Regions from separate parts of the Mus musculus genome. Here all the other regions are linked to region 1. A link is a loop called in an ENCODE intact Hi-C map of the cell type or tissue named here. Cell type or tissue: heart. All regions are shown on one strand. Each heading gives the region's core, and the rest is flanking DNA. Links, peaks and the distances in the headings are about the cores only. Region 1 overlaps Ncs1 (neuronal calcium sensor 1). Region 2 holds the start of Ncs1 (neuronal calcium sensor 1). Region 3 overlaps Gpr107 (G protein-coupled receptor 107).

Region 1 (10,002 bases), core at 999-8,998:
ATTCATAGTGTTATGTGCCTGCCACCTCCTCCTGGTTCTAACAGATTGGCGTCTCTGAAGTCAGGCTCTGCCCAGCTTCTCCCTGCCAGCCATTCTGCTCTCTGTCTCTGGACTTATCTATTTTGAAATGTCCTTTTGAGACTGGATTCTTTTTAGTGCGCTTCCCAGGTCTATCCTATCATACTGTGGGCCATAATTTATTCCATAATGTTTGCTTGTTTGTTTGCGACAAGAGTCTTGTTGTACTCTTCTGCCAAGCCACATCTTCAGCCCTGTGTTTGTATCTTTTTGCTGTTGACAAAAAACACAGCTCTAAGCTTAAAGGGGAAAAGAAATAGTCTATTCTAAAACCAAAAAATGTGAGACAGCGCGGTCCAGGAACACAGGGTTAGGTTACCCCAGATTCTGATGAAGAGCCAGTTTCATCAAGTTTCATAAGTAACCTTATAAAACATTTGGAGCTGTAAATCAAAGCCATTTTAGGACATGTTGGTGTGTATGTCACCTGACACAGGCAGGTCAGCCTCAGACGCTATTTCCTCCCATTTTACGTCCCCACTGTCAAGGTGCAAGGACACCGATTTCCCCATGCTCTTGTTGACATTCATGTTTTCCTTCCAATGTATAATGACCGTCCTCATGGGCAGAAGACGAGCGCATCCGCATCCTGCTTCTGATGTGTCCTTAGTGACTTGCCCTGTCAGTGGTTTTAATGGCTGTAAATATTTTATCCGACCAGTTCCCTGATATTGGACACTCAGGTCGGTCCTTCACTATTAAGGAGTCTGCCATGGTGAACATCTTATTTATTTCCCAGGGATAGATATGAAGAATCTGTGGTGAATCAACACCATGCATTTTTCAGGATTTCCAGCCCTGAATGCCGACTTGCCCTCTAGCGCCCTCTAGCGCCCTCTAGCCCCCCTCTAGCGCCCTCTAGTGTCCTTTAGCTTCTCACACTTTCTTTGCTTGTGATCCATCTTTTCACTGAGAAACTTTGACATAACTTTTGGTATGCAAGTATACAAAATAAACATTAAATCAAACACATACAGCTAATAAATCATAAAGAATTGTATTTTAAAAGGCAGTTTTTGTTGTGCATATAATTTTATTGCTTTTATTTTTCTGTAATTAACCTGTGATGTTTCTGTAAGAACAGAAAAATGTATAGATGCAGTAAACAGAAAGAAAAAAAAAACGCTATAATTCATAACACACGCATCTTAAGCCTGAAGCTGTTTCAGGCAGCGTTGGTGTGTGCTGTGACGTCATGAGAAAGGCATTGGTTCATGGATAGTGTGCTCTGAATCGAGGCGGCAGTCAAGTTAGGAGATATCCCACGGATGAGAGTCACCAAAGCGCCTCAGACTCATGCCATCAGTGGTATCAAGTTAATTTTTTGGTTGTGGCACATTTATAGATCTTTCATTCGTTATCATCACTTTCCCTTTTCCAAGCCCAAATAAGTTTGTAGCCTGGAGTCGAGAAGCTGGGCCCTAACAGACACTCAGCCACCACAGCTAACAGTTAACACATCCTGTCTCCCTCTGTCTTGCAGATGTGTGGGAACCACTAGCCTCTTTCTGTGCCATGAGGCCACCGCAGCCTGACACCGCCCCTGTGCCCACCCAGCCTTCCTCATCTCCACAAAGCCAGCCGCCCTTGAGCCTCCAGGCCCTGGTTCTCTTCCCCCCTGCCCTGCATCCACCTGCCGCCTGAAGCCACTGGTTCCAATCGTCAACAACCTCCGCTTGTCCAAAACAACGACAAACCGAAACGGAAAGGCTCCAGCCCTCTGCAAAACTGAGCGCCCGGCTGTCTCCCTCGGCAGCCACCCCATTCTTCCTGCTGTCCGGCCTGTGTGCTTTCTTTTTTTATTTCAAACGGACATTGTAAAAGAAAACAAACTACCTTCTGTTCTAAAGGATACTGACCATTGGGAGAAGGCCTCTGTCTCAGAGAACTCAGTCTCTGCCTGGTCCCCTGAAGTGGTGGTGACCAGGGCCAGTGAGGCTGCTGGCAGCAAGGGTGTTAGTGGCAGTGGCTCACGTGATAACAGTATTGTGCGTTTTGTGGAGAAACTGAGGGTTTTTTTTATACTCATATATAATCGAACCTTTTATTTATTGGTTGTTAACTCTTGCTGCTACCTTGTGTGTCTGAAACTCCCAGGATGCTGGGCCTCCGTTTACATGTGCACACCCTCATCCACCTGCCTGCCTCACTTGGGAGGATGGTGGCCTGCAGCGGCCAAGAAGCCAAAAATCTTTTCCTCTTTTTTTTTTCTCAGATACTGTGCCCCATTTTTGGAGAGGGGAAGGTGGGCATTGCTAAATGGCTAATGTACTGTTCCCCCAGCTTCTGCCCTGGAGTCCCCACCCCTCGCCTCTGCTCTCCTTGGAATCCATAACACTTTTTTTCAAAAACAAACTTGAGGTTTTTTTTTTTTTTTTTTTTTTTTAATTTTGCAACTTTAAATTTGATGTTAACAGCAGAAAGAAAATGGAGAGCCTTGTTCTGAGAGTAGGAGCTAGGAGAGTGTGTCCGGCACACAGTAGAGAGCGTATGAAGTGGGTTTCCCTGCAAACTGCTGGCCTCAGCCTCCCTGATGCTAAGAGGCTGGGTAGGTGTGGCATGTGAATCCCTCTGCTCTCCTGCCCTGACTGCTTTTTGCAGTAGTCTTCTTCCCTACCAGGAGTCTGAGAAAGAAGGGGTAGGAGGATAACACCAGGCCCTGTTGGTCCTCAGGACTGGGTCCAGAGCCAGAGAGATGGCTCCATACTTGTCACCAGGAGGAGCGGGCAACCATGGCTTCTCTGGGACTTTGTAGTCTTTCCCTTCTCGATCAGCAGGGCTGGAAGGCCTGGTGGTTGGCTTTGTTGATCTTGTGTGATTCTTAGCCCAGAGCTAGGGTTCCTGTGTTTGTGACACTGTTCTATGGCTGGGTTTTCTAGTCTGGAGGGCACAGGATCGTATGAATGACAGTACAACCCTCATATAGTCTCTGGGCACAGCCTTGGTTGCCGGAGTGTGTGGTCTGCCTCAGAGGCTGACTGTGTCTGATGGCACCCCCTTTAGCCCCTCTTTAGGATTTCCCAGACTCTTGAGTCCCTTTGGGCTCATCCTCACCCTGGGGAGCTTTCCGGGGTGAGCCTCTCAGCTGCAGAGGCAGACCTAAGCTCACAGTTCTTGCTTCTAGTTTGTGTAACCTCTCTGCCCACCATTGAGAGGGGGAAATTGGTTCCCGGATTTTTCTTCTGCTCTGACTCTCCTGTAATCTCCAGCATACTTCTGGGAGACCAAAATCTTCCTTGCTAATGACCTGTGGATGAGCAGCTGTCCCCTGGAGGATTGATGTCCCCCATCAATAGGTGGCTTTGGCTGCCTGTCCATCCCTGTGGTGGGAATGCTTAGCTAGTCCATGCACACTCCCTCTTCCTGGGTAGACCCTTTGCTCATGCTGTGCCCATTGCTAGCCCACCAGATCCCACAGGGAAATTTTCTTTGAGACCTCTTTGGGTCATCTTCCTGCTTGATCCCTGACATGTCCTAGAGAGTAGATGTGGTGTCATAGGTTGAGAGGCCCTCTCTCTGGTCTCTGGAGACTCAGCTGTCCCTCTGTCAGTGGACATTTTTGGTGGCATCAAGACCCAGTGATTCCAAGCTGAGGAGAGGCTCCTCAGCTAAGGTGTTCACTTTTTTCTGTGGGTCCAGGCTTCCTCTCAGGATCTCGGCTTTTTGGTTTGTAGCCTTCAGTGTGGCTTTTGGTCTTCACAGTTTATGTCCTTGGGTCCAAGCCTCGGACTTTGAGACAGCCCTGGGCTGCCTTTTCCTGGCAGGGTGTGGGACACTGTTTTTGTTCAAGGACGCGTGCTGACTGATGTCTGTCTCTCTTTCACCAGCAGTTAGCTGAGGCACACAGCACGCCCAGAATCTGAGGCCAGGCCTCTTCTGTGCAGCCTGAGGACCTCTCCAAGTTCATTTCCACAGAGGCCCCACCCCATCTGATGCTGCTTTCTTTAGGGGTGTGGTCCAGCCAGTGAGGCCAGGCCCCTGGTACCTCGGCAGACCCTCCTTTCTAGGGCCAGGAATGCTGTGACCCCCTCTTCCCAGCATCTGCTGCCCACCTTGTGTCGACGGTGACTTGGGAGCCTATCACGACTTTTCAGTATCTAGCCAGGTTTAAAATAACAAGGCAAATGTATGCAGCATTGACATCTCTTTCTTTAAATGGTCTACAGTTTGACAGGCCATTTCCTAGGAAGCTGTGTTTCCTTTGCACTTTGGGGGACCTTGTCTCTTCTAGGAGATAGTGGGGTGTGCAGTCCCTGGGGATCCCTGGCATCTCTCCTGAGAAAGCCCCCACTGCTGGCCAAGCAGAAAGCCTCCAAGATTCTTTCCAGTGTGTTTCTGCATTTACATGATCTAAAGATGCATGGGGACGCCCCCTGGTGGTGATGAGCCGCAGTGGCACCCGGGGATGCAGTGGTCCAGCCAGAGGTGAGGCTAGAGGTGGGAAGGCCAAGGTGGGGGCTGTGATTTCCGAGGTCCTGGGCCCCCAGCCCTACATATCTGGCAGCATGCCTCCCACCCACACCTCTGCTAGGTCAGCTGGGACTGGCAAGGTAGTTGGCATAAGGGCACAGTGGGAAGCTTTGCCCTCCCAACTTTAATTTTTTAAAAAAATATCTGCAGAATAAATCCAATGGTTAATTTTTGAATGAATAAAAGGCTTTTGTTGAATAAACAGTTGGTCCCATCTTCTGTGTTGGCATTAGGTTCAGGTTTTGTCTGCTTCCTAGGGTGGGGGCCCCACCCAACACCCTTTACCTCTGCATTCCCGGACCAAGTCTCCAGATTCCTTCAGGACGTTGGAGGAGTCACGTTACTCATTGGATCTGTTTCTCCATGCCTCAGAAAGAGGTCAGCCACCTTGCAGGGGTGACAGGCCAGCGTTGTGTGGGTTGGTGCTCCTAGGGGTTCCTACAGCTCCCGACGGATTTTTAGGTGACTTAAAAACCAAATCTAGAGAAGGTGATGTTTTCACTCTGGTTGTTTGCATCCTTCCCTGCTTGTGTTCCCAGCACCCTCGGTGTCTCTTTTTGGGGTGCCGTCCTGTCTATGTCTTGGGGGACATAGGGAGGCCCTCGCCTGGTGGTGCAGGCCAAGGGTGATAGGCTTTGTCGCATGTCCGGGTCTCCTCCCTGCTCCCGATGTATGTCGTCTGTGTCTGGCCGATTAAACATGCTTCCTGGACCTCCCCACCTCCCTGTGTGAGCCTGGTGCTTTGTCTGTTTCTGTGTTTCTGTCTGCTTTAGATTTCTTTCTCCCAGGACAGTCTTGCTCTCGCTTTGGGTGTGGTCTGCTCAGGATACCCCAGAGAAAGCCCATGCAAGGTATCAACTCAGTTTGCTGGGTTAAGAGTCCAGTGGTGATGGGGTTGGAGAGAGCACTGATCTATCTTCTGTCATTCCTGAGTCAATTCCCAGCAACCACATGGTGGCTCACAACCATCTGTAATGGCATCTGACGCCCTCTTCTGGTGTGTCTGAAGACAGTGACAGTGTACTCACATATATAAATAAGTAAATTAAAAAAATAAAAGGGTGCCCTGGTGACCAGGGAGCAGCAGGTGAGCAGGTCACAGGTTCACCCTGTAGCACCCCCTCCTGCATACCCCATCTGCTGGGGTCACCTAGGGGCCACACTGCTGTATATGGGTGGATACATACATACATTCGCCTGAGGCCTGTTGGTCTGAAAGTCAGAGGTCAGAACCTTGTATCTCCTCCTCCCAACAGGGCTAGTCTCCACCCACCTCCCCTCCAGCTGTACCTTCTCCCCATAGTCTCAAACCAGTTAGGTTCTCAGCAGCTGGGGATGGGCCAGAGGAAGCTGCACTCCTCCTGACAGCCCAACAAGACACCCTATGGGATGTCACCTGGTCAAAGCTTCTCAAAGTGTGGTCCCCCAGCCGTGTCAGCGTAACCTGGCATCTTACTGGGAATGCAGTTTTCTTGGGATTTGGCTGAGACCTGCGTTTCTCAGAGACCCTTGGTGGCGGCGGCAGGGGTTGTGGTGGGCTGTCTCCAATCATATCTCCCCTGTCTTGTGCTGATGAGCAAGCTGTGGAGCAGGATTTAGTAAGAGCTTGTGACTGATGGTCTCTGTTCAAGAGAGCCTGTTACCGAGGAGGGTCTCAGTCCTCAGGAACTGTCCCTAGGTGGAAGCTGGAGGCCACTTACAGAGCCCAACCATATTGCATCCATGGAAGCGTCGAAAATCGATGGGGCTGAGAGATGCATCAGTAGTGGGATGCCTCCTCTGAACGCATGAGGACCTGAGTTCAAATCCCCAGCCCCATGTAACAGGCATAGCTGTGCAGGGTGCAAGGGAAGCCGGGCAGGCACATGGGTATGCTTGCTGTGGAGGCTGCCTGCTGGCAGATCTGGAGGGACAGCTTAGGGGCTCTGAGGGCTGAGAGCACTGGCTGGCACATCCATCCTGCCTCACATCGCCCTGGACAGGCAGGCCTTGACCTTAGTGGGTGACTTACTGTGCTGGTTTCACCTAGGAATTCTCCCTCCTCCCAGGGGAGTGAGCTCTCTATGGTAGCTCAGCTGGTTTCCTTCCCAGTGGGAGTCTTCCACCTCCCCCTTCCTCACTCCAATATACAGGGCAGAAACATCATAGTGGAGAAATTTTTATTTACACTCGTGGTGAGATTTTAGTCTACCATGGCTGGGAAGATATGGTGGTGGGAGTGCAGGCAGGTCCTCCTCAGGCTTACTCAAACCAGGGAGCAGAGAACTACCTCCAAACCAGAAGGGGATTAGTAATCTCTAAGGTCCAGGGCACGTCTGCCAGCTAAGCTGTCTACAGGCCAAAAGTTCTACAAAACTCCAAAACAGAACCACTAGGCAGGGACCAATACCAGTGTTTAATGTACTGGTTTGCAGGGGACACCTCACAGTCGAACCATAACAAAATACCCAGGGCACCACTTGGGGTGAACAGGACCGGGCAGAGAGGAGCGGGAGGTGGGGATGGTGGTATAGATTCAAAGGAGGATCCCTGCAGTGGTCACTGCCTCCCTGCCCTCCTCAGCAGCCGGTCTGCCCTCTCCCACCCTGCCTGACATCCATCCACCTTGTCCTCTTGGCTATCTTCTGGCCATAGTGGTGGGCATAGAAAGAGCATCAAAATCCTCTGAGTTTGGGAAACTGAGCTCTTGGAAAGTTGTTGCCTCCTGCACTTCCTTTCATCAGGGCGGGGTGTGGAGCAAAGGACTACATTTCCCAGCCTCCCTTGGGCAAGGGCGGCCATGTGGTTCAGTTCTAACCAATGGAGTGAGAGCAAAGAAACTTGCTTCACCCTCTTTGAGTCCGTTGGGCCAGACTCCAAAAAAACAAAAAACAAAACGAGCGTTTCTGGGATCTCGTCCCCATCCCCGTCGCCACACAAGCCCAAGACTGAGTTTGTCTAGGAAGAGAAATGCACGCGTGTCTTGACTACGCCGTCTCGGGTCTCTGTCACCAGTCTGATTTAGATCATCTCCAAAAGATTGTGTGTGCCTTTGGGTGGATTTAACGATCCGATGTCTCTTCTAAGTATTTGCATGTAAATTCTCCTTTGCCAAGACGATTAAATAAAAACAAACAGACAAACAAACAAACAACAACTGTACCTGCGTGGGACGAAGTTTCAGGTCATTGTTTTGTCTCCTCCCTTCCCCGTCTCCCTTTCTCCTCCTTCCCCAGGGTATCCTCTGCCTCCTTTAAAGTCCAGAGGATGGATGTTTCCAGGACAAAGGATCCCGTGGGGGACATCTCTGCTTTGCCGAGAGACTTAGGATCTAGTGGCTGTGGACTGGCCAGGGTATCCACTTGGAGTCTACCAGGAGGTGTCCAGGAAGGACTTTGTAGGGACCCTTCGGTCAGGGACCAGGGCTCATGGTCTGTTTCATCTTCTGTCTCAGAAATTGTGTCCTTTCCCCTGGTGAGACCCCAGGCTAGCCACTCACTTCTGCAGATCTCAGGGGTCAAACCATTCCTGAGTCCTGAAATCCACTCCCTCCCCCCGCCCCCCTGCCTCTGGAAAATCAGGAAGAGTGGGAGTGGTGGTGACTTCTGGAACAATCCTGGGATAGAGGAGGTCTTAGTGCTCTATTGCTGAGGGAAACCTTAACCACACAACTCCTATAAAAGAAAACATTTTATTGGGGCTGGCTTAGAGTTTCAGAGGCTTAGTCTATTATCTATTAGCGTGGTGGCACACAGGCAGGCATGGTGCTGTAGAGGGAGCTGAGAGCTCTGCATCTGAAATCCCAAGGCTGTATCCACAGTGACAGACTCCCTCCAACCAGGGTGGACCTCCTAATCTCTGTCACGTATCGGCACTCCTTGATAAGCAAGTGTTCAAATATATGAGCCTTTGCGGGGGGGGGGGGGGTCCTATTCAAACCACCACAAAGAGCTGGTCCTGGATTAGCCCCTGGACCCCCCAATTTTCCAACGGGAGAGGTGGAGAAGGTAGGGAGACGAGTGATCACTTCTGGGTGCTTGCACTCCTTGCACACAGCTCCTCTTCTCTGTGCTTCCCAGGAAGCCTGGTGGAATGGCTCCTCTATGTAAGTCCCCATTTTAACATTTAGCAGATGAATGAGTGGTCATTCTGATACTCACAGCTGACCCTAGATCCTTTCTGTACCCGGATTCTCCGCTTTAGCTCATTTAATACTTGCAGGAACACCCTCTAGAGGCTGTGACTGGTATTACACTCACATTTTATAGACAAAGCTGCCTTTGCTCTTAAGAGGGTCGACAGCCATTGCAAGGGGCTTCCAGGCTCCAGACAAGCTGTCTTTGCCTTTGGTCTCTGCAGGTGTCCTGGACCTGAGCAGTAAGGAGTGAGGACTGTGGGGAGATCCTATGTCTGGTGGGAGATCAGAGGTGGGTGGGTGTGGTGTGGGGGTCCTGGGCAGAAGTAGATGTGTCTGGGAGTGAGGCCCCCGAAGTACAGGAATGGTGATGGTAAGCTTGGGCAGGCATGGTCCAAAGGTCCCTTCTGGACACACCTGAGCTGCTGACAGGTTGGACCTGGAATTTGCTTTTTGCAGTCCACCTGACAGAAGGAAGCAGGGCCCTTGTGCTGGTATGTGGTGGCCACTGGTGCGGTCACCTTCTGAGCTCACAGCAGCTGTTTGTCCCTCCCCATCCATGGTTTTGCTGCCATTGCTCCTGTATGTGGTGACTACAGTCACCGTCCTCAACGGATCCCAGAGAGGTTTAGTGACTCGCTTGGGGTCACACAGCTAATGGACACTAGAGCTGGGATATGTGGCTAAGCTTGCTGGCCACTAATCCTGACTGTCTCTGTGATTCATCACCTTTGGCGTGACGTCCTCTCCCTGGGGTCGCCTGGAGCTGGCACTTGTCAGAATTTGGGATTTTCCACCAGACTGTGGGGCTGAGTTGACGCTTAAGGAGACACTGCTGTTCTCGTGCAAAGGCAAAGCTGATGTGTGACTCCTGGAACCGCTCACGCCTGGTGGCACCATGCCACTGATGAAGAGATGAAGACCACATAAAAGATTATGTGTCGATTTATTTATTTGGGAGGGGGTGTCCTGTAGCACTCACAGAGAGGTCAGAGGACAGCTGGGAGGAGTTTGGCTCTCTCCCTCTGCCGATGTGGGCCTGGGGTTGTTAGAACTCTGACTGGCAAGGCCATCTTGTCAGCCCTACTTGGCCCTTTTTGCATGATATGTATGTGTGTTTCTGTGTGGGCATGTGGGAGCCTGAGGTTGATGACTGCTGTCTTCCTCAGTCACCCATCACCTTATTCTTTGAGGCAGGGTCTCTCAGTTGAACCGGTAGCCCACTGATATGGCTAGTCCAACAGCTTACTCTGAAGATTCCGTTTCCTCTTTCCAAACACTAGAATTACAGCCAGCTTGTCTTCAAGCCCACCCATTCACAGGGGTTCTGGACCCAGACT
Region 2 (10,002 bases), core at 1,172-9,171, 51 kb before region 1:
CCCAAGCCCAGCCCTGGGGACAGGGACGTGCTGCCATGGCTTATGCAATGGCTTTTGAGGACATTTGATTGACGCATAGCAATGGTGTATGCCTGTAGCATACAGTGTGGTTATTCCCTACAGGGACACCCAAATTCCAAGCTTGGTGACCAAATCCATGAGCGTGGTGTACTCGGCTCCTCAGATGGTCGATCCTTGTCTTTGTGGGAGAGCTTAGGAGTTCTATGCTAGTTAGCTATGCCCTGCATAATTAGTCAGTGTTAACAGCCCTGGAACTGAGTTTTCCTGTCTGGTGGGTTTTACATTTGTTTTTCTTTTCCAGTGCTGGAATGGAACCCGGGCCTGGAGCATGCTAGGCAGGTCTTCTGCTACTGAGCTCCACCCCAGCTCCTAACTGTATTTTCCTAACATGTTATCCAGCCTCTCTCTGACTGCTTTCCTTCCAGCAGCCTTCCATGCCGGTCTGGTACCCACTTCCAGGTGGATTTTTTAAATATTCATTTATTAATAGTATTATATGTGTGTGCGTGCACACACACATGCCATTGGACACCCTGTATTTGAGATTACAGATGTGAGTGCTGGGCACTGATGACGTCCTCTGCAAGAGCAAGCAGTACCCTGAGTCACCGAGCCATCTCTCCAGCCCCCAGACAGTCTTATAAACAATAGGAAGGGTGAGGGGTGGAGCAAGTGAAGGCTTAGGTGTGCTCTCAGCCCACCTCATTCTGATTCCGCAAGTCTGGGTGACAGAGGACAAGCTCTTAGATGGACGTGTGGTCCAGGAGGGCCTCTTCTTCCTCCTCAGGCTGTTTGCACAGGAGAAATGATGTGACCAGGTAGGGATGTGTCCCAGATGTTGAGAGCACTGTCTGTTCTTGCAGAGGACCCAGTTCTGCTCCCAGCACCCACATGGTGGTTCACGCCTCAGTTCTAGGCGATCCAACTCACTCTTCTCACCTCCATGCTCATCAAGCACACACCGCACACACAGGGTGCACACACATACGTGTAGGACACTCAGACACATAAAATAAAAACATACCTTTTTTTGTGTGGGTGTAGTAACACATGCCTTTAATTCCAGCACTCGGGAGGCAGAAGCAGGCAGTTCAAGGCCAGCCTGGTGTGTAGAGTGAGTTCCAGGATAGCCTCAGCATACATACATACATACATACATACATACATACATACATACATAGTGAGACCTTATCTCGAAAACCAAACTTAACAACAACAACAAAAAACCCATCTTAAAAAACAAAACAAACAAAACAAAAAGCTAAATATCCACAAGTTTTCTCCTCCTTCATCCCTAGGAACAGTCCTTCTTTCCTTCCTTTTTTATTTCTTTTTCATTCAGTTGTTTTCCTGTATTTGCATACATGCATCACATAGGCACCCAAGGAAGCCAGAAGAGGGAGGCGGATCTCCTAGAAGTGCAGCTACAGATGGGTTATGGGCTGCCACATGTCCTCTGGAGGAGCAGCACGTCTTAATCCCTGAGCCATGTCTCCAGCCTGCCTCTTACCTTCCTCGGATCCTCCTCATCGACTCCTTAGCCTTGGAGGGGGAGAGATAACCAACGTTTGTGCTGTTCGGTTGCTTTGCTTTTTATTTTATTTATTCCCAGCGTTTGTATGTGCACATGGAGGTCAGAGAAAGCCTTGTGAAATCATTTCTCTCCTTCACCTGTTTGTGGAGATGAACTGGGGATCTCTTACATCCTGGGCTAGCCTCAGACTCACTCCTCCCAAGTGTTTATTCAGCGTTAGGGATCACAGCAGGGACCGGTGCCTGCGGGCAGCTCTCCAACTGAGCGCTTTCTCCCAGCCAGGCTTTTCTCTTTAACAGGAAGCCTCCCCCTCCCCCATCCTCACTTGCAGATCCTGTAGACTTCTTGGAGTCAATGCTTTAGCTCACGACTCTCTTCTTCAAACCTGTCCCCCCAAATGGCCTCAACTCCAAAAATGCATTTTTTCTAGTAGACTCAGCCCTTGACCCAGCAGGACCACACCTGACCCCTCGCGCACCCCGAAGCTGCCCTCTTAGCACCTCACCTGCAGTCAATTGCTCCTCAAGCAAATTTTCACAGGTGCTGTGCTGCCCCCACCCATCCCAAAGCACCCCAAGGGAACCTCTTACCCCAGGGACAACTTGCTGTCTGCACAGGGGGTCTGGGCTTCCACCTTCCTGACTGGCCCTCTTCCAAGTCACTTCTAGGACACCCTGCCCAAATCTTCCAGTCCCTCCTACTTGACCCCCTGGTCTTACAATCCCTGGGTAACCTTGTCCCTGTCTAAGCTGCCACCAGACCTTCAGCCTAGACCTGCAGCCTGGGCCTGTCCGCCTGCTGATGGCTCCTGTACCTGTGTCCTGCACTTGTGCACATGTCTGACAGCATCTCAGCCTCACCCCCCATCACCAAGCTCTTATTTTCTGCCTATGCACTGCCTCCTCCTTACCTCCTAGCCGCCCAGGTCACAGACATTCCCTTGTCCCTGCCGCCTTTGTCTCCCAGTCCTTCCCAGTTCTCCAGGTGCCTGACTCTGCTTTCCTCAACATGAGCCCAATGCAGGCTCTACTCAGCACTTGTCATGCCCAGCCTCACTGACCTGGCAATGACGTTAGGCAGGTTAGATTGCGTGACTGCCTGGAGTGAGTCTCCCTGATGTGACTCTCACCCCAGTCTCCTACTTCTACCTTGCCATCTGCTGTGGCTCACACTGGTGGCTTTTTAAACATTCAGATTTCTTTAGGTGTATTTATTTTGTTATTTTATGTGAATGTATGTCTTGCGTGTATTTATGTACCCCATGTGCGCACCTGGTGCCCTTGGAGGTTAGGAGAAGACATCGGATCCTCTAGGACTGGAGTTACGAATGGTTGTGAGCCAGCATTGGTGTCTTTAAAAAAAATGAGTATGTGTGTGTACAGGTGTGTGGGCAGGCACATGCATGTGTATGTGAAATCAGAGGCTGGCTTCAGGTGTCATTTCTCAGGAGCCACTCACATTGTTCTTTTGAGACAGGGACTGCCACTGGGACATGGGCTCCAACTAGGCTAAGCCTGTCTCTGCCTTCCCCAGCCCTGGAATGAGACGTGTCCACCACCATGCCTGGCTTCCAGCCCCCAACATGTATGTGTGGGGTGTGTATACGCATGCCTAGCCAGCTAGCCATCTTGCCAAGGGCTAGAAGTACAGGCAGGCTGCCATGCCCACCTCACACTCACAGGGGTGCAGGAATCTGAATTCCTGCCTGCACACACGTGTGAGGTAGCTGTTTTCCTCACTGAATCGCTCCCCAGCTCCCATCGGTTTGATCTCAGCTCACCGCCCCCCTGACCCCGCCCCCCCCCCAAGCTTCAGCCCTTCACTTCAGCTGGGCAGATGCTCGAATCACTGGTGTGTACCACAATGCCTGGCAAATTTGGTGGCTTTTATGCGAAGGGGCAGAGGGAGTGCTCTCTCTCCCTTTGTCCCTGTCTTTTTGCCCAAGGCTCTACCAAGTGGAGTCTTTGGACCTTGAACCTCCACAGCCATGAGCCAGAATAGACCCCATTGGATTATAATTCCCCCAGTCACCCTCTTGCCTTTCCTCACCCACCCTCTGAGACTGCTTTTGTCGCAGCTGTGCTCCCTGGCTCTACACAGAGCCTCACTTGGTCCTCAATGCCCTTCTCCCTGCTTCAGGTCATTGATCAGATTCCCTCCCAGGGGCCTCACAGATCCTGGCCTGTACCTGGCATCCCTTGCCTAACCTTGCTTGAGCCATTTCTCCTTGGTTACGTAACATAGTGTCTGTTTCGTGAATTGTTCATGATTTCTATTGTTCCCTGGTCGCTAAATTGTGAGTTCTATTGAGGCAAGGATTTTTTTCAACATCCCCAGGGGCCTGGCATCAGTGGGTGCCTAGCAAATACTAACCCGGTATCAGTGGTGTCCGTGACTGTGAGGAACCAGGCACTTCCCTGACTCCTGTATCCCCCAGAGTCCTGGTTCTTGTCATGGTGTTGGTGACCAGTGGTTGTTGTTGGGCAGGCTTGAGACACGACCATTTCTCATGTTGCTCACTGCAGTGTCTTCAGTCTTCAGTCTAGCACCCAACACATGGAACAACCCCTGGGTTCCTGTAGAGCATAGAACTGTCCTTGAACTCATTATATGGCAGCCATGGTTGCCACTGAGTTCCTGATCCTCCTACCTCCATCTCCCAAGAGATGACAGGCCTGGCTCACAGCTCTCTAAGGCTTCAACTGTTAACCCATGGTCCAAGGTTTCTGTCTGAGCAGGATGTTCAGGTGAGGCTGGCCAGCTCTGAACCTCTTTCTGTGGCTTTTCCTTCGTGTACATTTTGAATCGATCCTCAAAGCTGGGACACCCTGCTCCAACCTCTAGCGAGAATTCCTTTAGCTGTGGCACAGCGCCAGCTTCCAGGATCCATGTCTGCTCACTTCCTGTATCGAACGGGCTCTTCACACCAACAAGCTGGGACCTGGGTCTGGCCTGGGCTCATGTAAGGGAAGGAACCGAGACCATCTGAAGGCTGGAGACATGCAAGAGGTGGGGTTGAAAGGTACCATCGCCCCAGGCAGGGTTTTACACCCTCTGAGAGGGAAAAAAAGAAATTCTGTCCGTGATTGCATCCCTGCTGGCTCAGGAGGGAATGGCTTCATCTTGCCATGGTCTTTCCAGGGCTCTGGTTCCTGGCATGGGTCATTCCTCCCCTACCCGATCTATTTTCATGCCTTTCCCTGAGAACTCTTCCTCCTAATGTTGTCTAAGCCAGTTGTGAACCAGGGATCCTACTGCCTCCCCACCCACTTCCCTGTTTAGCTGGGCTGGCTCCCTGGCCTCTGCTACTAAGACTGGCTCACAGAAGTTGCCACTGGCCCTCAGGGCCTTCTGAGAGCAAGACATATTTCTGCTCCCCTCCCCCTGAGGCTCATTCTTTGGAAGAAGCAAGCGCCAATGGACTAAGAGGTCCAAGTTTTCCTGAGCTGTTAAGGAGACAGAGTTGGGCAGAAAGTCAGGAGAGGTCTCAATTACGATGACATTTTGGGAGGAGGGGAGAGCAGGCCATCCTTTTCCTGGAGTCCTTCCCCAGCTGCAGGCTTCCAGGCATGGAGCCCCACCAACAGGCTCTGCTCCCTCTGGCCACTTCAAGCAAGCCCCACAACAGAGAAGGTTTGAACTGCAAGTACTCCTGGGCACCGGGGACAGAGGCCAGGTCTTTGGGGAAAGCGGCTTGCCAGGCTGGTCTCCAGAAGCTCTGGCCCTTCTGCCTGGCCTCAGATCATTCCCAGCCTTGCCTGGAGCCCCGGGTGTAGAGGCTGCTCTCCCTCCCAGGCCAGACCCCTTCCAGGTTGATACCCCATTCCTCTCTCAATCTGAAGTCACTTCCCTCAAGGCCAGGCAAAAGTGTTCCCACCGAAACCCATGCCAGCCAGCACATCAGGATGCTCCTGGAGAGGTCTGGGATCGCGTCTGTCCTCTTGGCCGCCAGGTCCCCAGCGCCCAACACATCTAAGTGGAATGAATGAATTGCGCCGGGCAGGGATTTGGCCTCGTTCACGTCCGATTTTCCGGGCCCTCCCTGCCCACGCCGCTGCGGAGAGGGGGGAATGGATCGGCGGAGGGGGCGGTGCGGCGACCTCCCAGCGTCCCCGGAGAGCCAACAGGAGAGGGGGTGCCTCAACGCGGAGCTCGCGCCTGTCGGAGCTGGGCGGGAGGTGGCGCCGGGCGATGAGTGGCGGCTCCGAGTCCACCCCTGGCGCGCCGGTGCGGGCGGGAGGCGGGGAGCGTAGGGGCGGCGGCGGCGCAGCAGTAGCGAGCATGTGCTACGCAGCCCAGTAACCAGGGACGACCGCGGCAACCGAGCCCCGGCGGCTGCGGCTCTCAGCCCCGCGCAACTCCTCGCCGTGGCCGCTTGCACCGCCAAGGCCTGGCCCTCGCCGGGTCCCCGAGGCCCCTTGAACCGTCAGCCGCGGTCGCGCAGCACGCCGGAGCCCCGCGCACGGGACGCGCGGGCACGGCCAGACAAAGGCGCGGCCCCGGCCCGGCCCAGCCCGGCCTGCCGGCCTCCGCGCACCCCGGCCCGACCCAACCGCTCCCGCTGGGCGCCCCGAGCGGGTCCGGCCCGGGGAGCGGGGGCCGCGGCCGCCGAGCATGGGGAAATCCAACAGCAAGTTGAAGCCTGAAGTTGTGGAGGAGCTGACCAGAAAAACCTACTGTGAGTGAGCCCCGATCCCAGATCCCCGATTCCCCATCGAGCCGCGACCTTCCCTCCGCCCTTCCCGGCCGCGCCCCTGCCCCGCACCTGGCCCATTGTTCTATCCGCGCCCCCGCCCCCGGCCATGGCTGGGTGTCGCCTGTCAGCGTGCTCCAGGGACCACTCTGGGTCCTCAGGGCATCCGCAGCCCACCCGCTGCTCCCCTCCTGTCCGAAGGACCCGGGCTGTGCCGGGGCGGGGGGCAGTGGTCCCAGGAGGGGGCGCCCGGGCGTTGTGTGGCTCTCCTGCTTGGAGCAGGGTGGGTGGGTGATTCATGCTTAATGATGCTGCTGCGGCTCCTGCCTCTTGCGAGGTTGGCCTGTCGCCCCCTCCCTGGCAAGTGTGACTGTGTTGGGAGGAAGAGGGCTGGCGAGACTGGTAGAACGCTCAGGTAGTGACGGTAGAGGGCCAAGGGTCCTGGGCGCCCTCTTAGATGTCGCACGGTTGGGCTGTATTCTCCATCCCCCCTTCCCTTCTCCTGTCTCTACCGCACCAGGAAATGGGTTTACATGGCCCGAGCTGACGAGCGAAGGAAGGTCTGTCCCACTCCACGGTCCACTAGATCAGTCCCAGGCGTGGCTCTCCACTTGCCCAACTTCACAGATCTGCCTCTGCATCTTTAGTGCCTCCACACCAGGTGTCCCCCCTCCTCGCAGCCTCTCCAGGGGTGGCCCTGGAAGTGGGTCCTGGGAAGCTTTGGCTGAGCGCTCTGCATCACCCGGAAAGACAGGCAGTTAACTGACAGCTCGGTGTAGATGGAGGCTCTGGTGCAGTGCATGGTCTCTGCTCTCACCCCCACCCCCACCCCCGGTATCGGTCTTCTGAGCACGTTTGCAGGTCTTGGTCAACCTAGTGCCTTAGCCCCATGCTCCTCACTCTCCCAGACTTAGAACAAAGGGGGCTTTACTGCCTGGGCTCTCCTGGCCCCTGTCCTGAGGAGTTGGACACCTTGGAGGTCACATCCAGGAGAACTATCCTTCCCAGCCCAGGCTGCCTACTCTCTCTTTCCAGATTGGGTGGGTAGCTTTTTCTAGCTTGTTGCTGTTTGTGAGGTTAACTGGACCCTCGAAGGTGTGGCTCACAGCCATTAGCAGGTAGGCTATTGGTGGGACACCCTCCCTCCCTGAACGGGCCAGGACCCCAGGGTGTGGGGAGGGTAGAGGGCTCCATGGACTTCTCCAGGAACCATGGCATGTGGTGTACCATGCTGTCTCCATGATGGTGAGGCTGGGGGCCACCAATGAGCCCTGTGAAGTCAGGGTCCTGCTTACTGAGTGTGTCATGCACCATCGGCTGTGTCCTTAGCACAGCTGTACATCAACAGCTTGTCCTGTTCTGGGCACTCCAGCTGCTCATAGAGAGGAAGGCAAGGCTGGGAGATGTGAGCTGGCATCCCTGGCTTATGCCAAGAGCCCTCTGTGCCTCTCTTTCCTACCCTGGCCCAGTGCTGGATTTGAAAGACCTTTCGTTCAGCCCCATCTCTGAAGGGCTGGCCATTAACTTGGGAAGAATGGGGCCAGCAGAACTCTTGTCAGGCACTGGCCTGGTGAAGTTCCGCTGAGCTATTTTTAAAGGGCTTTTGTGATGTGGAGCAGTTTTGTTCAGGGATTGAGGCAGTCTGGGCACTTCCCCCTCATCCAAGGCCTCACTTAGGGCTGGGGGACTCACTTGCTTCTCTCTTATCTCCCTGTGAACACCAGCTCCCTCCAGGCAAGTCTATGTGGTTGGTCCACAGCTGCGCTCTCTCTCTCTCTTTCTCTCTCTCTCTCCCCTCTCTTCCAGGGAAATACTGAGTAGGGAGTTAAGGGACGCATCATCCAGGAAGGATTCCCAAATGTCACCATCTCCTATCCCTGCTGCTTGGCTTGCTCTTCTCTTAGGTCTGGGCTGAGCTCTGGAGTTGAGTTCTTGACAGTGTGAATTATGAGGCCGGAGAGATGCTTTGTGCAAGCATGAGGACCCGAGTCAGGTCCCCAGCACACACCTATGTAAGCTGGATACTGTGGTTCATGCTTATAACTCCAGCACGGGGAAGGCAGACATAGAGGGATTCTGGGAGCTCACTGGCCAGCCAGTCCAGTGAAATGGCCAGCTCTGGGTTCATTGAGAGACACCAGCCCAAAGAATAAGGCGGAGGAGCTGGAGAGATGGCTTAGCGGTTAGGAATGAGCACTGCTCTTCCTTAAAGACCAGAGTTCAATTGCCAGCCCCCACATGTGTGGCTCACAACTGCCTGTAACTCCAGCTCAATGTGAGCCACAGTCTCTGGTCTCTATGGGTTCTGTATTCACACACACAACTGCTCCAAGCTCCTTGCACATAATTAAAAATAAAACAAACCTTTAAAAGCAAAGGAAGGTGGAAAGCTGTAACATCCAGCATTGACCTCTGGCCTTCAGCTGCAATCGAAAGGGTAGAATACATCTACACACAAACCAACACACAGAACAAGAGTGAGAGTCATATATTGATTTTGGTTCTTGGTTCTGGGGAGACCCAGTTAAAGAAACATAGCCTGGCACATACTCCAGGTCCCTGACTGTCCTGTGCTGCAGGGTCCAGGTTGGGGACCCAGTGGTCCTACCTGAGTCTATGCTGGGCACCATCCCGGGTTGTGTGGAGGCAGGGGTGGGGGGAGAGGAAAGAAGGGGAGAGAGTGTGTAAGCAGGGGAGGCTGAGGGCTCCATGAGAAGGCTCCACAAGGACTTGACCACACATCTGGATTCATACCTGGCTTGAGCCTGGTCCAAGATAACCTTCTGTCAGGCTTAATGCCCTGGAACTTCCTGTGCTCTTCCTGTGCAGATGAGATTATCTACTGACACTGTGCACGCCTGCTCTTCTCTGGAACTTCCTCCATCTCTAAGGGGACCAGGTTAGCAAAGGTGAAGACCCTCTACCTCTGCCCCCCAGCCTAGGCAGGACTCACAGACGGGCATGAGCCGCAGTGGGAGTACTGAGGGGACGAGGCGGGGGTCTGCCTCACTCTCATAGAGCTGATTGGTGAGACTGTTGTATCTCTGAATAAGCTGAGGGATAAGCCTTTCCTCTTGCCTAGTTGAGCCTTGCTTTCCTTCTCTGCAAAATGGGTTTGGCCTTGGTAGTAGGAAGTGAACAGAGGTATAGTGGGGCATCTTGGTAAAAAGCCAGGGACTATTCCCAAATCATGCCACTATTGCTTGAAAGCATTATTCACACACACACACACACACACACACACACACACACACACACACACACACACATCCTTTTCCAATGCTGGGATGGAACCCAAGACTTTACACACAATAAGCCAAGTGCTCTATCAATGAGCCACCACCTCAGCCTTGAACTTCTTTATGAGCCAGCCTTCAATGTCGTTTGTGGGTGGGTTTCATCTCTGCAAATGGTGCTTCTTGCCATCCCAGTCTTTGCGCTTGACACAGTAACTCAGGGATAGAGTGATTCCTGGGCTATTTTCCCTGAGGCCCAGTAGGGCCTTGTTCTTAAATGCAGTCTACCTCCTCACTGGATCGAGTTGGAACGGTCCTTATCTGCCATTCACTGAGTACCCACTCTGCTGGGCACACAGAGAAGGAACAAGAGACACAGTTCCTGCCTCCAGCGGAAACCAGACTGGCGGCTCACAAATCCTATGTCCTGGTCTCAGTGTACGCAAGGGCAGAGGTACCTTTTCCCCCATCCCACAGATACTGCTAGCCAGAGATATTCTGTTCATGGAAGGGAGGTG
Region 3 (10,002 bases), core at 903-8,902, 100 kb before region 1:
CAGTGGTCATGTTAAATATCAGCCACAGTTTGACAAGGGCTGAGTAGGAGAGTAATTCTTCTTGCCAGGTTAGATGGAAAATGAGAACATATGCTCACATAAACTAATGGTAGTCCTCAGGCCACCCAGGTTTTGGGCTCTAGAGAATAGCTTGCTCTGATCCAGAAATGGCAGCTTTGATTGTACATTAAAGGTGTCATTGCTGTGCTCTTGTGAAATCATGGCAGAGAACTGCCGATTGCTGCTTTAGTGCAGTCATGCAGGCAGAACAGGCTGGTGATGGTGCATCTCCCGCTCATCCTTGGTGTCTGGCCACTGCTTCTGACAGAGCTGTTCACACCGAGTTAATGTTGAGGAGTGAGGCGCGGTCTTTGGTAACGCTCGTGCCAGTAAGTCAGTGCTTTCTAGGATCCTAAGGTTGTCTGGTATGTTGTCCAGCCACTCTGATTTTTTCATGGTTCTAGGTAGAGTCACCCTCCCCATTGCTGCCAGAGTAGAAGCGAGCTAGGAGGCCTGGGCTGTGGCCCGGTGGCAGAGTAACTTGCCTCCTCGTCCTTGAAGGTGTGCATTCCTTCCCAGCATAACATAAACCTGTCAGAGTGGTGCATGGATGCAGCACGGAGGAAGTCGAGGCAAAAGGACCATGAGTTCAAGATCATCCTCTGCCACATAACATCCTCTGAGACCAGTCTGGGCTATGTGAGATCCTGTCTCAAAAAAGAAATTGGGTGTTGCCTTTGACTCCCCCTGAGACACAAGGACGGGTTAGGTTGCAGTACCATAACAATTGCTGGCACATAACTGGGACTGCCTGCCCATTGCAGACAGCCCTAAAAAAAGAAAGGAAATGGGGTTAAGACCATTACCATGCAGTCTCACAGCTGCACTGCTGTCTTGCCCGCAGCAGGCAGCTCAAGCATCTACCCAAAATAGTCAGTGCTATTGCTGGGTAGTGACGACATTGCTGGGAGCAGGAGTTAAGTCCTGCCCCTAATGTCTGCAATTGTTGAAACACTGAAGTACAAGGATCCCAACTGACTATTGTCTCACTTTTCTACTGCTATGATAAGATACCATGACCAAAGCAATGTCTAGAAGAGAGAGTTTATTTGAGGATTATGGTTTCAGAGAGTTAGAGGCTGGGAGCATGGCAGCAAGCAAGCAGGCATGGCACATGAGTAGCTGAGACCTCATATCTTGACTGTAAATAGAAAGCAGAGAATGCTAACTCAACCTTAAAGCCTGTGTGATGGTTTGAATATAGTTGGCCCAGAGTGGCACTATTAGGAGGTATGACCTTGTTGGAGGAAGTGTGTCACTTTGTGGGTGGACTTAAGACCTCTTCCTAGCTGCCTGGAAGCCATTCTTCTCCTGACTGGCTTTAGATCAAGATGTAAAACTCTCAGCTCCTTTTCCAGCACCATGTCTGCCTGGACGCTGCCATGATTCCTGCCTTGATGACAATGGACTAAATCTCTGAACCTGTAAACCAGCCCCAATTAAATGTCCTTTATAAGAGTTGCCTTGGTCATGGTGTCTCTTCACAGCAATGAAACCCAAAACTAAGACAACCTACCTCCAGTGACATGCCCACTTCTAGAAGGTCACACCTCCTAATCCTTCCCAAACAGTCCCACCAGCTGGAGACACAGCACTCAAGTATATGAGCTTATGGGGGGCATTCTCATTCAACCACCGTAAGCATAGAGCTACTAGTGGTCATTTCTTGTCACCTGATCCAGCTCTGAGCAGGTGCCTAATGACAAGATTCCTTGTGCACATTCTGAAAATTGCTGTAAGAGATGAGGTTTTAATAAATATAGAAGAAACCGTATCAGTGGGCCACTGAGATGGAGTTTTATCCCTGGGACCCACATGGGAAAAGGAGAAAACCAATACCAGCAGGTTGTCCTCCGCCATGCACACATGTGCGTGTGCACACACGTACACATTGAGTTCAATACAAGTAAATAGCACTATTAAATTTTTGAAATACTTGATCCAGCCAGCCTTGGTTCAGCACTGTCATAAATCACCTTTATGCTGGTAGCATTGATGTGCTCATTTCTCATGAAGCTGGGTATTTTACTGAGGCTTTAGAAGTGGTTTATCTATAGATAAGAGGGTCAGCCTTAGAACAGGAGCCCTGCCTGCGAATCCCTGGCTCGATTCCCTTGCACGTCCTTGTCTGTCTGCTCAATGCAGGCTTTCCCCTGTGGCTGTGAGCTGTACCTGCAGCTCCAAGTCTTTCTGATTTTATGTCTTGTTCTTTGAGCAGGGATTCACTGGGGAGCTCTGTCCAGCCTGATGCTCACCATAGCTCAGGGTGGTCTTGAACTCTCAGCAGGCCTCCTGTGTCAGCCTCCTGAATGCTGGGATTGCAGGCCTGCACCACAGTGCCTGTCTCCAAGGCACCTTTAATAATGTTACTGTCCCCTGTCTAGACCATAATGGTGGTGATTAGTTATTAGAGACTGGCCTCTTCCAGGTCTGTGAATCTTACCAAGTGCAATGAGCTCGTGTCAAGCCCCAGACCGTCACAGCTGCTAGGAATCAGCAGTCACTTTCTCTGGGGTCCTTTCCCTGCCTAGCAGTGCTGCTAGTCTTCAGAGGGACAGGGGAGTCTGCGGAGTGAGAGCAGAATTGTTTCTCTCGCCCCTCCTGCTGGCCCTGATTCTGCCAGCAGAGGTCCTCTCCCCCCAACCTGAGCACCAGGCCAAGGGTGGACTGACACTGGTCTCTTGTTTTAAGGAGGGGGCTGTCTAGTCATCTGGTCCAGATACTTTGGTTTATAATGGGGCTTGGGTCCCAAGCTTCTAGAGCCATAAATAGAAGCGAATGCAGGCTCGCCCACTAACCTTTGTCTCCGCGTGGTTATTTTTAGGTCAATCAGGCATTTACAAGAAGCCTCCGCCACAGATGGAAAAGGCAAGTGTCTGCTGCTCCCCGTGCTCCTTGGGCTGCACTGACATTCACCCTGACCACCGGGACAGGATCGGGGACAGGAGAGGCAGGGCTGGGACACACTCTGGGGGGCAGCAGGTGCTGTGTTACAGGGAGGCCTGGGGCAACAGCCATGGGTCACTTCTGCTGGCCATTTTCATTGTGATCTTTACTTATTTTCTTAATTACTAAAAAATTTTGTTCTGTTTTTCTTTTCTTTTTTTTTTTTTTTTTTTTGGGTTTTTGGTTTTTTGAGACAGGGTTTCTCTGTGTAGCCCTGGCTGTCCTGGAGCTCACTCTGTAGACCAGGCTGGCCTCACACTCAGAAATCAGCCTGCCTCTGCCTCCCGAGTGCTGGGATTAAAGGCGTGTGCCACCACGCCTGGCTTGTTTTGTTTTTCAAGACAGGGTTTCTCTGTCCTAGAACCCACTCTGTAGATCAGGCTGGCCTGAAACTCAGAGGTCCATCTGCCTGCTCAGATTAAAGATCTTCACCTTTCAAAACCAAATCCAATAGGAAGTCTTGTCTCAGGAGAGACTGTTGGAGTCTGGGAAAGGTCGGAGAGCAGTGGGCTGTGGGAACACTGGGTCTGGGGGTGGAGGTGGCAGCGTGTGGCTTCCTTCTGGCTGCTGCAACACAGTGCATGCCTGTGTTTCTCCAAAGTGAGAGACTCAGGCCAATAAAGCTCTGTGTTGCCTGGTGTCCAGCCCTGAGCTCTGATGTCTGCAGGCGAGCTTGCCTTTGCACCTGATGCCCAGCAGAGAATGACCCATGTGTTTCTGCTCTACACCAGTCTGCGGACTGGCCCACAGGGTGGGGAACAGCTCTTGGAACACATGAAATTGCTCCCCTAGCTGCACCCCAGAACTTCATCACTGAGCAGTTGTTGTTAGAAAAGTATGGATTCATTTTAGACAAAACACGCTAGCTATATATCATTTTCTAGGCTTGATAACGTAGATCACTTTGTTTTATTTTGGGGGTTGTTTAGTGGGTTTGGTGTTGAGATGAAGTACAACGTGGACATTACCACTGAGCTGCCCGTCCTCCCGGCTGTGTCCACAGGACTCCCGGCTTTGAGGGTTCAGTTCTCTTCAAGACCTGACTGTGCTCACTGGGTATTTATGTTCTGTTCAGCTTGGGCCTAGAATAGCCCATACACTGTCCAGGCTTCTGCAGCACTGGGCAGCCCTGTATAGGAGGCGCTCACTGCCCGTCGAGGCCTCCACACGTGCTCAGGGCCAGCTTTGGTTCTCTCTAGTGCTGAGATTCAGACTTCCTGTCATTCCTTCTTCTTTCTTCCCAAGGGCTTTGGCACCCCCTCCCCCCACCACCACCCCGCATCACACCCTCAGCAGCTGGAGCACAGGCAGTTTGTTTGGGCATCAGGCCTGTAACCTTGCCACCCTCTGCAGTGGGCAGAAGAGAGCCTTAGGAATCACCTGGTCTGGGAGAAAGCCTGCCTGGCTATGTTCAGGAGTGTTTTGAGCCCATTGTTGTTGTATGTACATTATATTAAAAGGTGGCATTGCTTTTATAACTTAATGCATAGGGGCTTTTTACAGGGTTTTATTATTATTATTATTTGATTTTTTGAGACAGGGTTTCTCTGTGTGGCCCTGGCTGTCCTGGAACTCACTCTGTAGACCAGGCTGGCCTTGAACTCAGAAATCCGACTGCCTCTGCCTCCCAAGTGCTGGGATTAAAGGTGTGCGCCACCACTGCCCGTCCTCAGTGTATTAAGATGAGATTTTATTTATTCATTCATTCATTCGTTCCTTCATTCCTTCATTTCATGTGCGCATTGTTCTGCCTGCATATAGTCTATATTCCATATGAGTAATTCACAGACAGCTGTGGTACTGTCCTGGGAATTGAACCCAGGTCCTCTGGGGGAGCAGCCAGTGCTCAGAACCGCTAAGCCACCTCTCCAGCCCTTTTTGTGTTTTTGGTTTTGTGTTTTGGTTTTGTTCTTTGAGACCAGTCTCACTGACTACCCTGGAACTCACAGAGATCCTCCTGTCTCATGCTACCTTTCTCCTTGCACGTTTTGGTGTTTCTAAATTAATATCCTAGAGGTAGTGCTCCCCAAGTGGAAAGTTCTGCCTGATTGTCTCCTAGGCTGTGTGGTCCCCTGGTGATGGGATGGCCTTTGGCCCTTTTTTACCATCTTTCGCTACTTGTCATTCTAGCTTCTGCCCATTTTGCTGTCCCTGCTTTGTCCTCCATCTTGTCCTGGGTGTGACTGGAGATTGGTCTGTGATGATTCATCCACAGTGCTCTTGGTTGAGGATGGCAAGAAAGAACTTAGCCTTGGGTAGACAGCACGGCAGGTCCTGCAATGAAGACAGTCTGCAGAAAAGTTATCTTTTTCTCAACCTTCCTAACGCTGCCACTCCTTAATACAGTTTGTCATGTTGTGGTGACCCCAACCATAAAGTGATTTTTTTGCTACTTTATAACTAATTTTGTTACTGTAATGAATGGTAATGTAAACAATTGTGTTTTCAGATGGTCTTAGGTGACCCCTGTGTGTTAAACCCTCAATGGGGTCAGGACCTCCAGCTTGAGAACTGTGGGTGTATAGATCAGGGTCACACGAGGCTGTTCTTCTGCCTTCCACTGGGTGGCAGTATGTGACTTCTCTATTTGTAAAAATGATCTTGCATCCCAGCCTAGGAGTTACACCCTCACAGAACCCCTTGTCCAGAAGAAAGGCGAGTGACAGAATGGGGGACTCTTCTCTACAGGGTGTTTTTGAACTGACCCATAAGTGTGGACTTTACTCTGTTCTTCGAAAAACAACTTCCAGAGTCAAAGAAGCCATGTTCCCATGGAGGAAGTTCCCCAGAGAAGCATGGGTATCAGCATACTGGGCTAGCAGGCCAGGGTCAGTGTCACCACAGTGTGGCCTTGCCTGTGGGGCAGGCGCTGGCTGCTGGTTCCTAGTATGTGGTGGGTCCTCCGGCCCCTTGGCCACTCTCTGTGGGTCTTGCCTGTCTTAGGACAGCCAGCCTCAGTCTGTTGAGGGTGTGGAGGCCCCAGGGTCAGCTGGAGCCTGGTGCTCCACTTCGTCTTCTATTGCCTTGTTCCCTGGCCTTCACCATGACTCCGGCTTGTGTAGGCGCAGTGAGGCTGAGGAAGCGGGAAGATGCTGTTGAGCTGTTGAGCGTGGCTTTTGGAGAATGTTGGTTGGGCTCGTGTGTACCCCTGCTCTCTCGAGTCCCTTTGGCTGAACTTGAAGAAGCCCAGAGGGAAGCGATAAGGAGCAGCTGCCTGAGTCTGCCCTTTTCATTCCCACCACATTGCCGAAGCATCTCTCTGTCCATAGCTTTGAGGCGCCTGGGTGAGTCTCATAAGAGAGTGTGCAGTGGCTCTCTGTGCTCCAGCCAAGATCTACTGGCTGCTTGGCCCTGGAACCTGCAGGATTCTTCCTTGCTCCAACTCTCTGTCTTACAGCACTGGCTTGGGGACATGCTGATAACTTGATTGACGGGCCCTACCTCTAGTCATCCTTTCTTGCCTTCTGTTCCTGAGGGAAAGGCAGGAGAAGTATTCTAAAGAGCCTTCCATTTTACATCCACTTCAGAAAGATGTGGTGATGGGAGAGCTGCAGGCTGGTGGAGGCATGGCCTCATTCTGAGCGACCTCTCCATAGAACACGGTTCCAATACCGTCTTGGGGCTCTTTAGGTCACAGTGGCTTCATAGACCATTTTTAGTACAGTCTTAGTTATTGATCTATTGCTTTGAAGAAACACCATGCCACAACAACTCTTATAAAGGACAGTGTTTAATTGGGGGCTTGCTTACAGTTTGATCATGGCAAGGGACATGGTGGCAGGCATGGCAGCAGGGTGCTGGAGAGCTACATCCTGATCTAAAGAGAGAGAGAGAGAGAGAGAGAGAGGGAGAGGGAGAGGAGGGAGAAAGAGTGAGAGTGAGAGAGTGAGTGAGAGCCTGGAGAGAGAGAGAGAGAGAGAGAGGGAGAGAGAGAGAGAGAGAGAGAGAGGAGGAGGAGGAGGAGGAGGGAGAGAGAGTGAGAGTGAGTGAGAGTCTAGACCCTAGGGGGCCATTCTTACTCAAACCACCACAAGCAGCTCTTTTCTCAGAGTGCCTCACGGGTGCAGACGTGTTACAATGGTGTCTGTGCAGGGTCAGAGCTGCCCCACCACAGCAACTACCAAGTTCTTTTATTTATTACATTTTACTTTGTTTTGTGCACGAGTCTTTTGACTGTGTATATGTATATATACCAGATGCGTGTCTGGTACCCTGAGGCTAGATAAGGGCACCAGATCCCCTGGGGCTCGGAGTTACAGGCTGAGTCGCCACATGGGTGCTGAGAATCCAACCCAGCCCCTCTCAAAGAGCAGTGAGTGCTCTTACCCTCAGAGTCGTCTCGAGCCAGGCCACCAAGTTGTTCCCTGGTGCCTGCTTGTCGGGTGAGCCAGGTTTGTGTTCTCTGAGTGCCTGTGTCGATCCAGCAAGTGTTTGTGTCATCAAGTCTCAGCCCCAGGGTGGCAAGTAGAAAGTCCATTTGGTCTTGCGGTGTATGGGTCATAAGCCTTGTGTCTCAAGAAAGGACAGCTGCTGGATCAGCGCTCATTGCCAGGACACAAGCTGTACTTTGAGTATAAAGTATAGGAAAGCGCACGGTGGCGACGTGAGCAAGAGCTTCTTAAACCCCTTACGGGCACGCAGAGGGGACACACCAACACGGAGGGGACACACCAACACGAAGGGGACACACCAACACGGAGGGGACACACCAACTCAGAGGGGACACACCAACGTGGAGCTGTTTAAGAAATGCTTCAGCAGCTGAGAGGGCAGTGCTGTCACTGAAACAGTGTGCTCCGCCTGATACATGGCATCACACTGTGTTCACCTGGCAGATGACATCACAAGCAGGCAGGCAGGGGCAGAGCCTCAAAAGGCAGAATCTGCACCTGTGAACGTTAACAGCAGCAAGGTGTTCCTCTCTGCAGGACACTTGTGTTTGTTTCCGGTGTCACTAGCCTTGGTTACCTCCTGGGAAGGTGTTGTTTTACTTGGGTGTGTTCACAAGAAGCCTGCAGGATGCACCATAGCGGTGACTACAGTGCCGTGATTCTGTTTCATCTTGAGTCCCTGCAGGCGCGGCTTCTCAGCCCGTGTCTGGGCAGTAGGTCTGTTTGAGGGTTTAGAAGATACAGACCTGTGTGTCTATATTAAGTTGTTTGTTTGCTTTTTATTCCATTCTCTCTGCATGGTTGTGTACACCATGACATGCAGGTGGAGGCCATTAAGGTCCCCTCCGTTATCAGCTCTGTGTACCCCAGACCGGGGTCTTCACCTGCCACTGGCTGGAGCAGCACTCTGGGAAGCAGATGGGCGGGCAAGTGGCTACATTGGCTCTCATGTCTGGGGACTCTGACTTCCTGGCTTCCTGCTTGTTCAGCGGGTGCTTTACCCACTGAGCCTTGGGTATTTGTCGTTTTTGAGTGAGGATTTTGCCCTAGCCCAGACCAGATCTCACTCTGTAGCCCAGGCTGGTCCAGAACTCATGATGATCCTCTACCTCAGCCTCACAAGTGCTGGGCCCAACTGCAGGTGTGAGTTCCATGTCTGGCTGTGTGAAGCTTTCTGTGTGACTTGTGGGGCTCGAGCCCACTAAGCCTGCTTGTCAGGGAGATCCTGTCCTCCTGTGCTGTGATGTGAATAGGAGCGCACTAACGTAACGTAGTGTGAGACTCCTTGCCTTGCTCTTTCCTCAGGAGACTTAGAGAAGCATCTGCTCCCCTGAAGTGCAGGGGTCCTAGGATCACCAAAGGAGCAGTTGAGCCCAGTGTGGTGAGCCAGCCAGCCAGCCTCCTGGAGCTGCACAAAGGGCCTGCGTGGGCGGCTTGCAGCCAGGCAGAAGTCCACCTTCGTTCACTCCTTACTTAGGGGCAGTTGAGCTGTCAGGGAGAGAAGAGGCCTTGTGCCCTCCACATGAGAGTCACACCGGCCATCACTGCTCTGTGTTACAGCGATGGTTGTATTTGGCCCAGAGGAAACGGTGCCCCTCCCAGGACTGAGTCCCAGAACAGTCCCTGCCAGCTTTATGTGGCCCATAGCCCGTGACGTCTCACTCTCACTGAGCGCTGCACCTCCACTGGGCCGCACCTCATAGCATCTCTGCTCTGCTTTTCTGCTGCTGTGCTGCAGTAAACTTGAACTGTACTTGAGCATGCAGTTCCGTGGTGGTCTGCACTTGGTCCCCACGGTTGTCAGCTGTCAGCACCATCCATTGCCAGCTCTCTAAGTTCCCAAGCTGAAACTGTGCCTTCCCCTGCTCTTCTCACCCTAGCTGCTGATGGAATGCCCCCTCCCCTTCCACACACCTTCTGCCCTTATGAATTTGGCTGCTGTTAGTGGTATCTGCACTTTTTTTGTGTCCAGCTTGTTCCACACAGCAAAGTGTCCTGAAGTCAGCCCATGTTGTAGCCAGGCCTGAATTTCCTGGCTTTCTAATGCTGAATGATATTGCATGCTATGTATGTGGAGTTTTGTCACCATCCATGTGTCAAGGGTCTCTTGAGTATGATGAACAGTGTTGCTGTGACCTTGGGTGCACATACATACACATTCAGAGACAGATAAGCCGCACAGGGAAGCCTGGGACAAAAGCCATGGGCCACTTCTGCTGGCCGTTGTGATTGTGATCTTCATATACGCTGTTCAGATCTACTGTGTCATATCTGCTCCAAAGTGGCATTTCTGAGCCTCTCAGTGGCCCTGTGTCTGTCTGTCTGCCATGGTGTCAGGGCCAGTGAACAGTCCGTGCCAGGACTCTGTGTCAGATGCTGACTCTTGTCTCATCACCAGCACCTTCATCGCTAGGTTTTTTGGTGTGTCAGATTGGACAGCAGCTCACAGTGCTCAGCACGCGCCCACTCAGCAAGTTTACATCCACAGCCTCTTTGCCATATGTTCTAGTTTCCTCCTGTTGCTGGGAAAAAATACCCTGGAGAAAAGCCTAAATGGTAGAAAGGAAATGTAGGTTTACAGTTCCAGGTTATAGTCCATTATTGG

Evidence for each region. A loop is a pair of places that touch in the nucleus more often than their neighbours do. Peaks named below come from ENCODE experiments on the same cell type or tissue, not always from the same donor. Only the 100,000 strongest peaks of a DNase experiment are listed, where the experiment ranks them.
Region 2: it touches region 1 in a loop (2.0-fold over the local background); 14 of 42 quality-filtered maps call a loop at or near these places.
Region 3: a loop joins it to region 1, with 5 times the contacts of the local background. A loop is called at or near these places in 26 of 42 quality-filtered maps.

The regions. Positions count from the first base shown.
Region 1 is chr2:31,290,723-31,300,724 of GRCm38, forward strand. It overlaps Ncs1 (neuronal calcium sensor 1), which reads left to right. Exons shown (of 8, transcript NM_019681.3): 8 at 1,562-4,750. Among named protein-coding and RNA genes, the nearest start is that of Hmcn2, 19 kb to the right of the region's middle. In heart, for the core only: CTCF peaks have their summits at 4,462 (motif pointing left) and 8,764 (motif pointing left); DNase peaks (open chromatin) are centred at 3,961, 4,489, 5,924 and 7,329; H3K4me3 peaks cover 1,745 bases; H3K27ac peaks cover 1,421 bases.
Region 2 is chr2:31,240,010-31,250,011 of GRCm38, forward strand. Ncs1 (neuronal calcium sensor 1) reads left to right here and starts at 5,914. Exons shown (of 8, transcript NM_019681.3): 1 at 5,914-6,233. The coding sequence starts at 6,170. In heart, for the core only: CTCF peaks have their summits at 5,718 (motif pointing right) and 6,475 (motif pointing right); a DNase peak (open chromatin) is centred at 5,802; H3K4me3 peaks cover 3,660 bases; H3K27ac peaks cover 3,891 bases; H3K27me3 peaks cover 2,300 bases.
Region 3 is chr2:31,188,963-31,198,964 of GRCm38, forward strand. Gpr107 (G protein-coupled receptor 107) reads left to right here. Exons shown (of 18, transcript NM_178760.4): 14 at 2,885-2,928. Gm22516 (a small nucleolar RNA gene) reads left to right here and starts at 729; the gene lies at 729-851. In heart, for the core only: CTCF peaks have their summits at 2,675 and 5,557 (motif pointing right); DNase peaks (open chromatin) are centred at 2,929 and 5,599; H3K4me3 peaks cover 629 bases; H3K27ac peaks cover 4,061 bases.